Regions from separate parts of the Homo sapiens genome. Here regions 1 and 2 are each linked to region 3. Evidence: chromatin contacts called from ENCODE Hi-C or POLR2A ChIA-PET data. All regions are on one chromosome and are shown on one strand. Each heading gives the region's core, a stretch centred on a gene start or an enhancer-like site at or near the end of the contact. The rest is flanking DNA. Distances are from core to core; before and after follow the strand shown. Region 1 overlaps FBXO34 (F-box protein 34). Region 2 overlaps ATG14 (autophagy related 14). Region 3 holds the start of DLGAP5 (DLG associated protein 5).

What was found. Hi-C counts contacts between places; a loop is a spot of excess contacts on that map. ChIA-PET counts read pairs that join two places held with the same protein, here RNA polymerase II (POLR2A). Pooled maps may share reads with other maps.
Region 1: a loop to region 3 is called in a pooled map, with 2.3 times the contacts of the local background. The contact joins the enhancer-like site here to the promoter of DLGAP5 in region 3. A Hi-C loop is called at or near these places in 1 of 37 single-sample maps with no recorded cell type and 5 of 50 pooled maps. POLR2A ChIA-PET finds 5 or more read pairs at or near these places in 5 of 52 experiments (A549, Caco-2, PC-9 and 2 more).
Region 2: a loop to region 3 is called in a pooled map, with 2.2 times the contacts of the local background. The contact joins the enhancer-like site here to the promoter of DLGAP5 in region 3. A Hi-C loop is called at or near these places in 4 of 50 pooled maps. POLR2A ChIA-PET finds 5 or more read pairs at or near these places in 7 of 52 experiments (AG04449, AG04450, OCI-LY7 and 3 more).

Annotation. Positions count from the first base shown.
Region 1 is chr14:55,324,929-55,329,263 of GRCh38, forward strand. All of the region lies in intron 1 of FBXO34 (F-box protein 34), which reads left to right. Among named protein-coding and RNA genes, the nearest start is that of FBXO34-AS1, 55 kb to the left of the region's middle. RefSeq lists enhancers at 2,314-2,453, 3,263-3,764. Within about 2 kb of position 2,448, at least 3 of the 41 ENCODE cell types and tissues checked have a DNase peak (open chromatin) inside an H3K27ac peak, as active enhancers do.
Region 2 is chr14:55,395,966-55,400,306 of GRCh38, forward strand. ATG14 (autophagy related 14) reads right to left here. Exons shown (of 10, transcript NM_014924.5): 2 at 1,407-1,469; 3 at 1-17. It also overlaps a transcript of FBXO34 not described here. Among named protein-coding and RNA genes, the nearest start is that of ATG14, 14 kb to the right of the region's middle. Within about 2 kb of position 2,911, at least 5 of the 41 ENCODE cell types and tissues checked have a DNase peak (open chromatin) inside an H3K27ac peak, as active enhancers do; they include PC-9, where a contact is called at or near this core.
Region 3 is chr14:55,189,129-55,193,559 of GRCh38, forward strand. DLGAP5 (DLG associated protein 5) reads right to left here and starts at 2,457. Exons shown (of 19, transcript NM_014750.5): 1 at 2,335-2,457; 2 at 1-52. The coding sequence starts at 51. LOC105370508 (a long non-coding RNA gene) reads left to right here and starts at 2,545. Exons shown (of 2, transcript XR_943888.3): 1 at 2,545-2,674. RefSeq lists enhancers at 1,647-2,200, 2,201-2,753.

The DNA.
Region 1 (4,335 bases), core at 1,198-3,697, 140 kb after region 3:
GCCTGCATCCTGGCACTTAGATGATCATCTCCGAAAGGACGAGTGAGCTCTCTGGGTCTCATAAGGGCACTAATCCTATTCACAAAGGCTCCATCCTTATGACCCAGTTGTCTCCCACAGGCCCCACCTCCAAATACCTTCACATTGCAGATTAAGTTTCAACATATGAATTGTGTCCTGGGTGTGGGGGAATGAACATTCAGTCTATTAATAGTGCTGAATATTATTATTTCCCTATAAGAATTTGTTGACATATGGCTTCTTTAATCTGTTATATTTTAGCAGCATTGGGCTTGCACAGTACTATTTGCCTTAGTTGGTTCTTAGTTACTTTAGTGGATTTTTCTTCCCAACCAGACTGTTGCATAGGAACCTTCTAGACTTATAAATATTTTAATGTGATTTGTGTGTTTATGGGCAATCTGAAAATCTGTTCTGAAAGATCTGCAGTGCTAAGTTGTGATGGTGTAGAGCTGTACATGTTAGAATACAGTCTAACATGTTTATTTTCTTTGGTCCTCTTATTCCCTTCTTTTTTCTTGTAAACTAAATTATTTTTTTTTTGAGATGGAGTTTCACTCTTGTTGCCCAGGCTGGAGTGCAATGGCGCGATCTCGGCTCATCGCAACCTCCGCCTCCTGGGTTCAAGCAATTCTTCTGCCTCAGCCTCCTGAGTAACTGGGATTACAGGCATGTGCCACCACGCCCGGCTAATTTTGTATTTTTAGTAGAGATGGGGTTTCTCCATGTTGGTCAGGCTGGTCTTGAACTCCCGACCTCAGGTGAGCCGCCCACCTCGGCCTCCCAGAGTGCTGGGATTACAGGCGTGAGCCACCATGCCTGGCTGTAAACTAAACGATTTAAAATCTTGTTATTCAGAATCAAGAAACACACTCCTTTACGTGTTGTTTAAATGTACTCTATAATTGGTTCTGCTGCTCCTCCCACCTCGTTTCTCAGTTAAAAAACCAAAACTATAGAATGCTTGAATTTTCAGCAAAGTGGCAAATTATCCCCATTCATGGGGCGCTTATTACCGTGGTAACAAGGAGCCAACTCATTCTTGAAGTGGGGCAGGATTCTGGTCCATTGGTTTCAGGATCTAAAACAATCCAAATACCTTTTTTGTACACTTGACAGCATGGCCTATTCAAGGTGTTTCTAAACATCCTTAGCATACACAAAGCACAGCTGAGATAGTTTGTAGAGGAAGTAAAATCCCCCGAGTTGAGGTTCTGTCATATTACAAAGCTCTGAAACAAATCCAGTCTTTATTTCTGAAGATAATCACACAGCTTCCTATTAAGGTCCATTTCCCTCCCTCTGTCTCCTCCCCTTTCTCCCCATTCACATTAAAGACAACTAGTAGGGAAGATCTGGGGGACTAGATAATTAAATGAGGCAGAAGTAAAATGTGCTTTTTTAGACTTCGGCCGAGTTGCCTAGGTGAGGGCTGCAGGTAATCTTTGGTCTAAATATGTTGTGTTAGATTTTGAAGTGCCTTTTCTTAGGTCTTGCTGTGGGACAAGGTTGTTTGGGGCCTACATCTTAGAGATTTTCCTTAGCAGTTGTGTTTGAAGCTAAAGTCTGGAGGAGCAGGTTTGGTGAGGAGGAAAAAATCATAGATCAAGATGTGAGACTTGCTGTCCAAAAATGATTTTTAGAGAGCGTAAGAAATAAATTTCCCAGTAGCTCGTAATAGAGGGCAATCTAGTTTCTTAGCTTATGAATAGAATTTAAGAGTCCAGGAAAATCAAAGTATAATTCGTTTTGGATTAGTCAGATCTCTTGTTTATGGATACGATGATCAAAAAGAGCATTACATTTTATTTTTAGGAGAAGGAGAGAATTTCAAATGCAGGATAGAAAACTCTCAATAATACAAACTTTAGGGATGTTTTGATGTTAATGAGGACAAAACAGTTGGTATAATTTTACTTCCTAAAACAGCTGGTATAATTTTTATTCTGTATTTGAGTGTGTATAACGTTATTATTTTGGGCCTGTTAAATATGGCAGTGAACAAAACTAAGTCTGTTGTCTCAGAACAGATGATCTAGTGGAGAGAGATGTACCATGGACACATGTCAGAAAGGGGGAAAAAAGTGCTGCAGAGAATGTATAGCAAGGAAAAAGGGGAATAGGGAGTGTGGGGAATAGTACTATATGAGGACAGTCAGGGAGTGCCTCTCTAAGATGACATTGAGCAAAAGCCTGCAGGATGCAAAAGAGTGACACGGGTAAATATCTGGGGAAGGAGCAGAGGGAACCACAACATGTAAAGGCTCTGAGGTGGGATTGTGCTTTGTGTGTTCCAGAAGCAGCAAGATGTCTCATTGGAGCAGAGTAAGCAAAAGGGAGAGATTTGAGTAGAACATGAGAAAGAGAGGGGGCATCTTAGAAACCATTGAAGGGTGTGGTACAGAAAATGAGATGATGGAACTTCCCCTTTTATAAGATCACTCTGCCTGCGGAGTTTGAGAGTAGAAGCAAAGTGCAGGTGAGAAATGGTGGTGACTTAAAACAGGGTAGTAGCAGTGGAGGTGGTGAGTTGTAGTTTATTCTGAATATATTTTGAAGATAGAGCCAACAGGATTTGCATATGTGGTTTGTGAGAGGAAAATGGAGTCATTTTCCAATAGCATTAGCTATTGGGAAAAAAATGTTGCTGTTTACTAAAATAGGAAAGATTTTGGAGAGTAGTACTGGAAAGTGCATAGGGAATCAGGATTTTTACTTTGGACATGTTGAGTTTAAGGTGCTTGACATCCAAGTGGAGATTTCGAATAGACAGTAGCCCCTCTTATCCTTGGAGGATACGTTCCATGGCCTCCGGTGGATTCCTGAAACCTTGGGTAGTGCCAAACCCTATATATATTGTGCACGAAATCTTTTTTCATTCGCAATTTTATGGACAGAAGATTCATCCTTACCACAGATCTTAGCAACCTCGTCATATGATTTTCTTTGTTGTTGTTGGTTTTTTTTTTTTTTTTTTTTTTTTTTTTTTTTTTTGGAGACAGACTCCCACTCCATCACCCAGGCTGGAGTGTGGTGGTGGTCTCAGCTCACTGGAGCCTCCGCCTCCTGGGTTCAAGCAGTTCTCCTGCCTCCGCCTCCCAAGTTCTGCCTCGTGCCTCAGCCTCCCGAGTAGAGTAGCTGGGATTACAGGTGTGTCCCACCATGATCGGCTAATTTTTTTGTATTTTTAGTAGAGATGGGGTTTTGCCATGTTGGCCAGGCTGGTCTCGAACTCCTGACCTCAAGTGATCCACCTGCCCCAGCATTCCAAAGTGCTGGGATTAAGGCATGAGCCACCATACCTGGCCGATGTTTTTTGTTTATAAAGTCGAGAACTTTGATCTTTTCACTTGAAGGAAACACTATAAGGCTTCTCTTTGGCATATGTGAATTGGCCAGCATCACTACTCTTGCGCTTTAGGGCCATTATTAAGTAAAATAAGGGTTACCTTAACACAAGCACCGTAACAATAGAGCTGATCCCTAGAGATAGCTACTGAGCTACTGAGTGACTAACACATTGGGAAGCCTAGACAGCGTGGATGCCCTGGACAAAGGAATGATTCTCATCCTGCATGGGATGGAGCAGAGATTTCATCACACTTCTACAAATGGGGTGCAATTGATAACTTAATTGTTTCTGGAATTTTCCATTTACTATTTTTGGACCATGGTTGACCTTGGGTAACCAAAACCATGGATAAGGATAAACTACTGTATACAAACTTGTAGTCCTGGAGAGAGGTTTGGGTTAGCCACTTGGAGAAACACGTAGGTAATGTTTAGAGCTGTGAGATCCAGTCGGGGTATTCATTCCTAAACTGTTTGAGGTGCCCTGGGGTATTGCAGTGAACTCACAGGATATTTTAAATTTTCCAGGAAAACAGTATGATAGGGTGTGTGTTTGATGCCTGTGTTTTCAAAATGATGTTTAAGATGTAAGCATGTGTGCATTTTGTATTCCCATGGGGCTGGGTCCAGCTGTATGCCTTTGTGTATGTGTACCTAGTATTCTTCACAGAAAGTATAGTACATTAGCAAACAGTTCCCATTTTACTCAAATTGTCCCCCCCGTGTATCAATCAATCCTGTTGCAGAATGATTGTACTTAATGAGAAGTTCCTAGAGAGTGGAGTAGCCTAAAGGCCCAGGAAAGGGCTGAGGGAGATTTGTGAAAAATGTCTTTAAAACGTGGTTTATTTCTAAAATTCATGCAGCTGAGTTCTTTTCTCATATATTGTCCCAGTCTTAAAATTGTTTCAATTTAATTTTATAGAATGTTTGTTGCAGGAATGAATGTGTCGTAGACTCCTC
Region 2 (4,341 bases), core at 1,661-4,160, 210 kb after region 3:
CCATAGCTTTTAACACTCTGTGAGGAAAAGAGACAGAAAATAAGCTCTTAAAAATAATAAAATTCTGTGAAGTTCAAAAATGTAAAATCAAACACTTAAAATTAAGTCCTTAGAAATGGCTAGAAATATCAAAACGGGACTTAGCATTTAAAGTGTTTTCCAAATTCCCTGTTCTCTGCAATTTTTTTCATCTCCTTCCTTTTGTAGTTCTGAATATTGCTAAGAGCCTTTCTACAAATGTCCACAATAAATCTGCCTAACAGTCTTAGCCTTTGTCCTCAGTCATCATCAGTAACTGCCATCCGTCATAATTCATAGCAATAGTTACAAGAGAATTAATGATCTAATAGTTCCCAAAGAAATGATACATGCCAGCATCTCCACATATTGGTTCTATGGAATAAAATGTTCTATGGGAAAAATAAAGTTTTTGTGTTTGAGTAATTAGGGAAATTGCAGAGTTAAATAAATTCAAGCAAGTTTCTCTAATACAGAATATCCTGGTAGATTTAAATTGCTCATGAATGTGTTTATCAGACCACTGCAAACTCTAGAGAAGCTTGGGTTACACTTTGGGAATCAGTGGCCTGAGCATTAACTGTTTTCATCGGGGGTGTGAGACATCCACGTTGGCATGGTTTGGGGAGATGCCACAAAAGAGACAACCCTTTTAGAACCTTGAGAGTTGGGCAGGGCGTGCTCAGAGAAGAGGAAAAGCACTGAGGTAAAGAGAAACTGAATGAAGGCACAAGAGATGCAAACCTCTAGGGTGCATCTAGGGAGCAGGTTTTATACCAGAAGGTTCTATAGGACAATTCTCAATCCTAGGGGGTCAGAGATTCATCAGGGGTGCCTGTTAATAACTCAGATTCCCACCATTCCCCCCCACAAAAAAAACAAACCTCAGATTCCTAGGCCTCTCCCCAGAGCTACTGAATCAGAATCTCTGAGGATAGGATTCCAAGAATCTGAATTTTTAACCATTAACTCAGCTAATGAATTCTGATACAGGTAATGTGCAGACCATATGTTGTAAAATACTGATATGGACAAAAGAAGAATGGTAAATGGAAGCAGTAATGTCCTATGGGAGCCACCAGCACTAATTTAAGTCTACTAATCATGCTGACTGTCCTGGACCCACACATCAATTATCAGTGCCAGGGATTTGATTCACTGAGTATCTACTGTATACCACACACCGGATCTGAGGCCAGTATTTTCTAGAAACTTGGTAACTTCTCCTGCTTTACCTCTCCCACATGCACTCCTTTCCTACACTTTAAGAGGTTGTATCCTAAATTCAGTAAGTTAGCAATCCGTATATCTGCATACCACAGCACTGAATTCAACCAAATGTTGACTAGATCACCTCCACAAATTAAAAGACAAAACAAAACACTCACTCTTTCTGAAATTCTTCTTGCTTGCTCTTAAGTCGGCTTAACCTTTCCTTCTTGTCGATAAACCTGTAACAAAAAAATTCAATGTCTTATTTAAATGGTCATTTTTTCAGTTCAATGAGACTATGCAAATTCCCAAGAACCAATCATTCTGCAGAGTCATGTGAAAATGTCATTGTCCTGATAGTAAATACACGTCTTCTCAACGGGGTGCACACAACTGCTAACCATTTGGTTCTTTTAAAACTAAGCTCAAATCCTCAACTTTAAAATTATTTCCTGTGTTTATAAAATATGTCTATAGATATCTTCCGCCCAGATTAAATTATTTGTCAAAACAGGCACATCAGAACACTAAAGTGAATTTGAATTCAAGGAAATTGATGCTTTCACTAGAAAACAAATTTTAATTACTAATCTGGATTCAATCCTGCTCTCTCCTATAAACTGATTCCTTATAATAAATTTTTAAAAATTGTAGACTTTTTTTCACTAATTTTATTGCTAGTTATCATAGGCTAAAAAATTACTTGTAAAAGTTATCAAAAAGAAGAGGTATCACATTGCAGTAATTCTTTTTTTTTTTTTTTTTTTTTTGAGATGGAGTCTCATTCTGTCACCCAGGCTGGGGTGTAGTGGTGCGATCTTGGCTCACTGCAAGCTCCGCCTCCTGGGCTCACGCCATTCTCCCGCCTCAGCCTCCCAAGCAGCTGGGACTACAGGCGCCTGCCACCATGCCCAGCTAATTTTGTTTTTGTATTTTTAGTAGAGACGGGGTTTCACTGTGTTAGCAAGGATGGTCTCGATCTCCTGACCTGGTGGTCTGCCCGCCTCTGCCTCCCAAAGTGCTGGGCTTACAGGTGTGAGCCACCGCGCCCAGCATAGTTATTATTTTCTATTTGCCAGTTTTCTATCTTTATTTTCTTCTTGCCAACTTACTTGGGTTTTTTGTTTTTGTTTTTGTTTTCTTTTTGCAGTTTAAGGTGATAACTCAGGTCAATTTTAAACTTCTATTCCTTTTAAATATAATCACATGAAGTTTAAAATCTCCTTCTATGCACTGTTATAGCTATATCCTAAGATTTGATATTGTGTATTTTCATTATCATTTAGTTTGAAACTTTTAATCTTCCATAAGAATCCTTCTTTTACCCATCCATTATTTAGAAGCATATTGTTTAATTTTCAGATATACAGGCTTTTCTAGGTAGCTTACTGTTATTGTTTCTAATTTAATTCATTCTGATGTAGTTACAAAATATATTGTGTGATTTCGATCTTGTAACCTGAGACTGTCTTATGGCTTTGCATATGGTATGCCGTGGAGAAAGTTCCACGCGTACTTGAAATAACGTGTATTCTACAGCTGTTGGGCAGTGTTCTATAAATGTCTTCTAGATCTGTGCTGTTCAATGTGGTAGCCACCAGCCACACATGGCTACTGAGTGCCTAAGATGTGGCTTGCTGCTTAATAAGGGCATGGACAAAAAAAAAAAAATTGTATGACTAACATCATACAACTGACTGTGGAGTGAACGTGACCCACTGACCATTTTCAAGGGAACAGGGATAATGACTCATGCTGCAGTAACATGATGTGGTGTTCAAGAATAGGCTTTTGGCTATTTCCCAGCAAAAAGGAAAACAATTCAACAGGCCATAACAGACCTAAAAATATTCTGGACAAAGAAGTCTTTCTAAAATACTATTTCTGTAATCCCATGTTGGAAACATACCCCAAGATGTCTGCTTCTAAGAGGAATAAATAAAATGGTCTAATCATGACCCTAACAAATTTAATAGTCACTGAAAATGCACAATATACATTAAACAGAAAAAGCAAATAGGCAATATTATATGTGACAGAATTATATACTTATAATGTGACTATTTAAATTTAAATTAATTAAAATTATATTAAAAGTTCAGTTCCTCAGTTGTACTGCCATCCACATTCCAACAGCCACATATGACTTACCGGATGGTGTACATACAGAACATTCCCATCATTGTGGAAAGTTCTACTGAATAGCACTGTAATGTCCAGTAAGGTGGCAACAGCATGAACCAGTATTAGAAAACTCAGAAACCAATGTGGAATGTGGATGAACCCATAGATTCATCAGTCAGTCTATCAGGCATTTACTATGTACCTGCAACACAAAACAAGGCATCCTCCAGAATACTAAGAAATCTAATTATAAATTCTCCTGCAGTTGACTGTGAATTCTTGGACCTATCACTTGTTATATGCTTCTGTTTCCTTGTATCAAAAATGAGAGACTAATATAGTATTTACTTTTATATCAGTGAGACAACAGGGTGATTTATGTTCTGATAATTAGAAAATAATAAACTCACAAGTTAGCAATCTCAAACCATGCAAAGGACTGACAGGGAAAATCAAATCTTGACTTCAGAGGCCATAAAAGTTCTCCTTTGAGGTCTGTTGTAAAAATGCCACTTTGCTCTAAAACAAATTGGGAAGACAGACAACTGTGTCTAGCTTAATAGTGAGCTGGTTGATTTTCTTGGACTTTGTTAAAAACACAAAAGAAACAAACTCTTACAAATATACAGATGGCAGCAGGAATAACAAACAAAAGATAAGTCCTAGTGTATCAAATATTGAAAGGAATGGCAAAAACAGCAATTACTTTTGCACCAACCTAATACTTCATGAGTCACGTCCTCCTTCATGAAAGAAATCAAAAATAGGTGGTGTCAGTAAAGCAAAAGAGCAAATGATACCAAACCACATGCGTGGGTCAGGGCTGCAACTGCTCACTCAGTCACTCATCCAGGCTCTGCAGTCTCCATCCCACCACTCACAGAAGGAGATAAAAAATTCATTCCACAAGTCTGTGCTTTCTCAATACAGCTTCCAAGAGGTGAAAAATAGAGTATCACTATATTCAAACCAAATTTAATGATACAT
Region 3 (4,431 bases), core at 1,207-3,706:
TTCAGTACTTATATCCTTCCTGTGTCGACTGGCAAAATGTGATGAAGACATCCTGTCAAGGAAAAGGACAAAACCCAACTTACATGAATTTTCATTATTTAAAAAATTAAGATTACAGTTCATTTCCTGTCCCACTTCAGGGCCTTCTGAAATAAAAATATAAAATGTGCAATGAAATAAATATGTAACACTGAAAAGTGAGAAGAAGATTATCAGAGAATAAGAAGCTACCTATTTGGGGGTTTTAAATAGGAACTTGCTTGACCAGTGAAGAGAAAGCCAGTAAGTGATAGTCCAGAATAAAAGAGGCTCTGGGCTTACCACAGAGAACACTGCAAAAAGAAAAGCGTGAAATAAAGGTGAAAATAGGTTAAGTGAAGGACCATGTACACAAGGGTTTCCTTACCCATGATGAGGAATGCAGGTAGTCTAACATTTCTTCTAAAGCCAAAAGAAAACCAAAAACAAACAAAAACCCCACACCAGGTACCTATTAGTCATATAGGGATAATCAATAGGCAACCGGATACAGATAGAGTTGGATAGAGAGGCACAGGGCAAAGTATGTGGAAAGGAACAAGGAGCTTCCATGCTCTCTCAGGTAGCACCACTGTTTAGGAACCTTCATGTATTCACCTAAGAAGCTCTCCAAACACAGGTGTTTTTTTTTGGTTTTTATGGCAGCTTCATTACATAAGCATGAGTGATTAAATCATTGACCACTGGTGATCAAGTCAACCTTCAGCTCCTCTCCCCTCCCCAGAGGTTGTGAGGTGGGGCTGAAAATGCCAACTCTCGAGAAATCCTGCCTTGGTCTGTCTAGTGACCAGCCCCAATCCTGAAGCTATTTAGAGGCATCCAGCTATCAGTCAATCATTAGCATACAAAAAGGTACCACTTTGAAGACTCCAAGGATTTTAGTAGTTGTTTGCCAGAAAACAGAACAAGACCAAATATATAGTTCACAATAACCCTATCAGTTTGCTCCATTATTTTCATCCATACAAGAAATCATACAGTTTAGGCCGGCACGGTGGCTTAGGCCTGTAATCCTACCACTTTGGGAGGTCGAGGCAGGACTGCTTGAGCCCAGGAGTTTGAGACCAGCCTGGGCAACATAACACGACCCCGTCTCTATAAATTTTAAAAAAGAAAAGCCATACACACACACACACACACACACACACGCACAAAATCATATAGTTTAATTGGCACATGCCTTTTTCTTGGAAAGATCTTTGAGAATGTATTCAAGCAAAACAAAAGAGGACAATAAAGACGACGTCAGTAGATCCAACTAGGGAGAACAAAGAAAATTAGAAAGTTTGAGGGGGTCACCTGTGTAGCTGGTATAGAGAACTACCAAGCCAAACTGGAGAAAGGATACTGATTCTCAGAAGTCTTGGCAGTTAAAAAACAAAAACAAAAAAAGGTAAGGGGGAGGCTCTGTGATAGACACACTATGGTATATTCTTCAACAAGAATTAACTAAATCCACTAGAAAACTCCAGATAATAGAAAAATTGGCACAAGTAATGCAATACATTGTTACATGATTCTAAGCAATCAACAAAATATAAAAAACGAGAATCTGTCTGACCTGCATGCTAATAACATTCTCCTCTAAGACCCAAGGAAAGTGACAATGGACTGTGCTTTTCATAAAGAACTGTCTTCTACTATTTATCTCCTGCAATATTAATTCGCTAAAGATTGAAGAAAAATTAAGACTTATGTATTAAATACAGGATAGCACTATCCACAGCAAGAGAAAGAGCGAGCGAGGACAACATTAAAGGTACAATTATCAGAATAACCCTGAAAGGTAGTTAACTATTATCGCTCTCATACAGATGAGGTCAATTAACTGCTCACATTAGCATATCTAAAAGGTGGTGAAGCTGGGATCCCAAGCAAGGCAGCCCTGGCTCCACACACACCTAAATTTTGTTTGGCTGAGTGGCGTTTCCTCCAGCTTGAAAGTCCAGAATGCGTTAATCTTGCTTGACTAGAGGTTCTCAACCGGGCGTTTTTAGTTGCCATGGGACCTGGGAAGAGCTACGGGAATTTAATGTCGGAGCTAGTGAAGAACAGTTTCACCCCAAAGGTCAATTACGCCCCGGTGGTGAAACGCTGACTATTACAGAGGTCAGGGCAAACATATGGACTCTTCTAAAGGCTCGCATTATCAGCTTCGGGAAGGGCAGGTAACACGGTCCTAAAGGAGCCTGCCTCTGACTTGCTCCCGCTCGCAGCCCCCGGTCCTCAGACCCTTCTAGACCTTCAACGGAAGCGGGCCAGTGTTCTCCGTCCAGCTCTCCAGCACCCACCTACCTGAGCCACCTTCTAGCGTGAAACCTCAACCAAACAAAAAGTAAAGAACACTCGGTCTGGACGACCACCGCCGACTCCGAAGCAGGAACCCTCACAACCCGAGCCTCCACGAAATTCAAACTTGCCGCACCGAGCCGCTGATTGGAGGGGCTTTAACCAACACTTCCGGGGAAGATCCCACCCCTTCCACTCAACGAGGCTTGCGATTGGTTTGCTCCGTGCGATATTTGAATTGATTGAAAGGTGAAGGGCCAGTTCAAAAGATGGGTGAGAGAGGGAAAATAGGCGGGACCGCGACGCGGGATGAGAAGGAGTGGAGCAGTCGGGGCGCTCACGTCAGGTGAAGGGCGGGAGTGGGCGGTGGAGCCCGAGGGGTGAGGCTGGGTCCCTGGCAAAGCTGGGCTGCGGGAAATCTCCCCCAGAGCTCGCAAGGCTTTTTTTTTTTTTCTTTTTTCTTTTTTTTGAGACAAGGTCTCTGTCCCTTAGGCTGGAGTATAGTGGGCACCGACCACTGCTCACTGCAGCCTTGAGCTGCTGTGTTCAAACCATCCTCCCACCTCAGCCTCCCGAGTAGCTGGGACTATAGGCGCGCACCACTACGCCTGGCTAACTTTAAAAAAATTCCGTAGAGACAGGGCCTCACTACGTTGACCAAGCTGGATTCAGGGCTTTTTAATGTCCTTGTTTAGTCACAGAATCTAGCAGACCTTCTTGGAATGTTTTCTTTACTAGACGTTTTAAAGAAAAGGCTTACCCCAATTATCAAATCCTTACATAGTTTAGCGTTACTTTTCAACGTCGCCAGCCCCCCTCCCCTTTTTTTTCTTTTTTAGTTCATTTTTTGTTGAGGCGAAGTTTTCGTATACAGTGAAAATAATAGTTTTTCCCCCCCAGTGGACAATTTGATGAGTTTGGTAAATGTAAACAGCTGTGTAACTACCACCCAATCAGGACGTAGAGCATTTCCATCACTCAGAAGAGTGGCCTGTTTCTTTCCTGTCCATCTCCCACCACATCAGCAACCACTCCTCTTATTTCTAGCACTATAAAAATGAAGGTGATAGGTACTCTTTTGGGTCTGCGTGAACCAGAAGTTAGTAGTGTTTGTTATTGAGAGGCATTCCATTGAATACTTTATGCATTCACCAGTTGATGGATTTGTATTGCTTTCAATTTTTGGTGATGATGAGCAAAGTTGCTATAACCATTCTCGTACAAGTCCTTGTGGGCATATTTTATTTATCTTGAGGAAATACAGGAGTGGAATTTCTGGGTCATTCTGGGTATGTTTAACTTAAAATTTTTTTTTTTTTTTAGAAGCAGGGTCTCTCCGTCCCCCAGGCTAGAGAGCAGTGGCACAATCATAGCTCATTGCAGCCTTGGCCTCTTGAATAGCTGGGACTATAGGCGGGTGCCGTCACCCATGTCTAACTTTGTAAGGAATTGCCAAGCAGTTTTCCAAAGTGGTTGTACCATTTTACAATTCCCACCAGCCACATATAAGAGTTCCACTTGTTTCACATGCTTTCCAGCACGTGGGGTTGTCAGTCTCTAATGTTCACCCTTCTGGCCAGGCACTGTGGCTTGCGCTTGTAATCCCAGCACTTTGGGAGGTCAAGGCGGGGGGATCACGAGGTCAAGAGATCAAGATCACCCTGGCCAATATGGTGAAATGCCGTCTCTGCTAAAAATACAAAAATTAGCCGGGTGTGGTGGTGCGCGCCTGTAGTCCCAGCTACTCAGGAGGCTGAGGCAGGAGAATCGCTTGAATCCAGGAGGTGGAGGTTGCAGTGAGCTGAGATCGCACCACTCCACTCTGGCCTGGGTGACAGAGTGAGACTCCATCTCAAAAAAAAAAAAAAAAAAAAAGAGACTGAGAATGGTGGCTCATACCTGTAATTTCAGCACTTTGGGAGGCCAAGATGGGAGAATCAGTTGAGGCCAGGAGTTCAAGTCCAGCACTGGCAACATAGCAAGACCCCATCTCTACCAAATAATAATAATAATAATAATACAATATTAGCTGGGCATGGTGGCGCACATCTCTAGTCCCACTACTTGGGAGGCTGAAGTGGGAACATCACTGGAGCCCAGGAG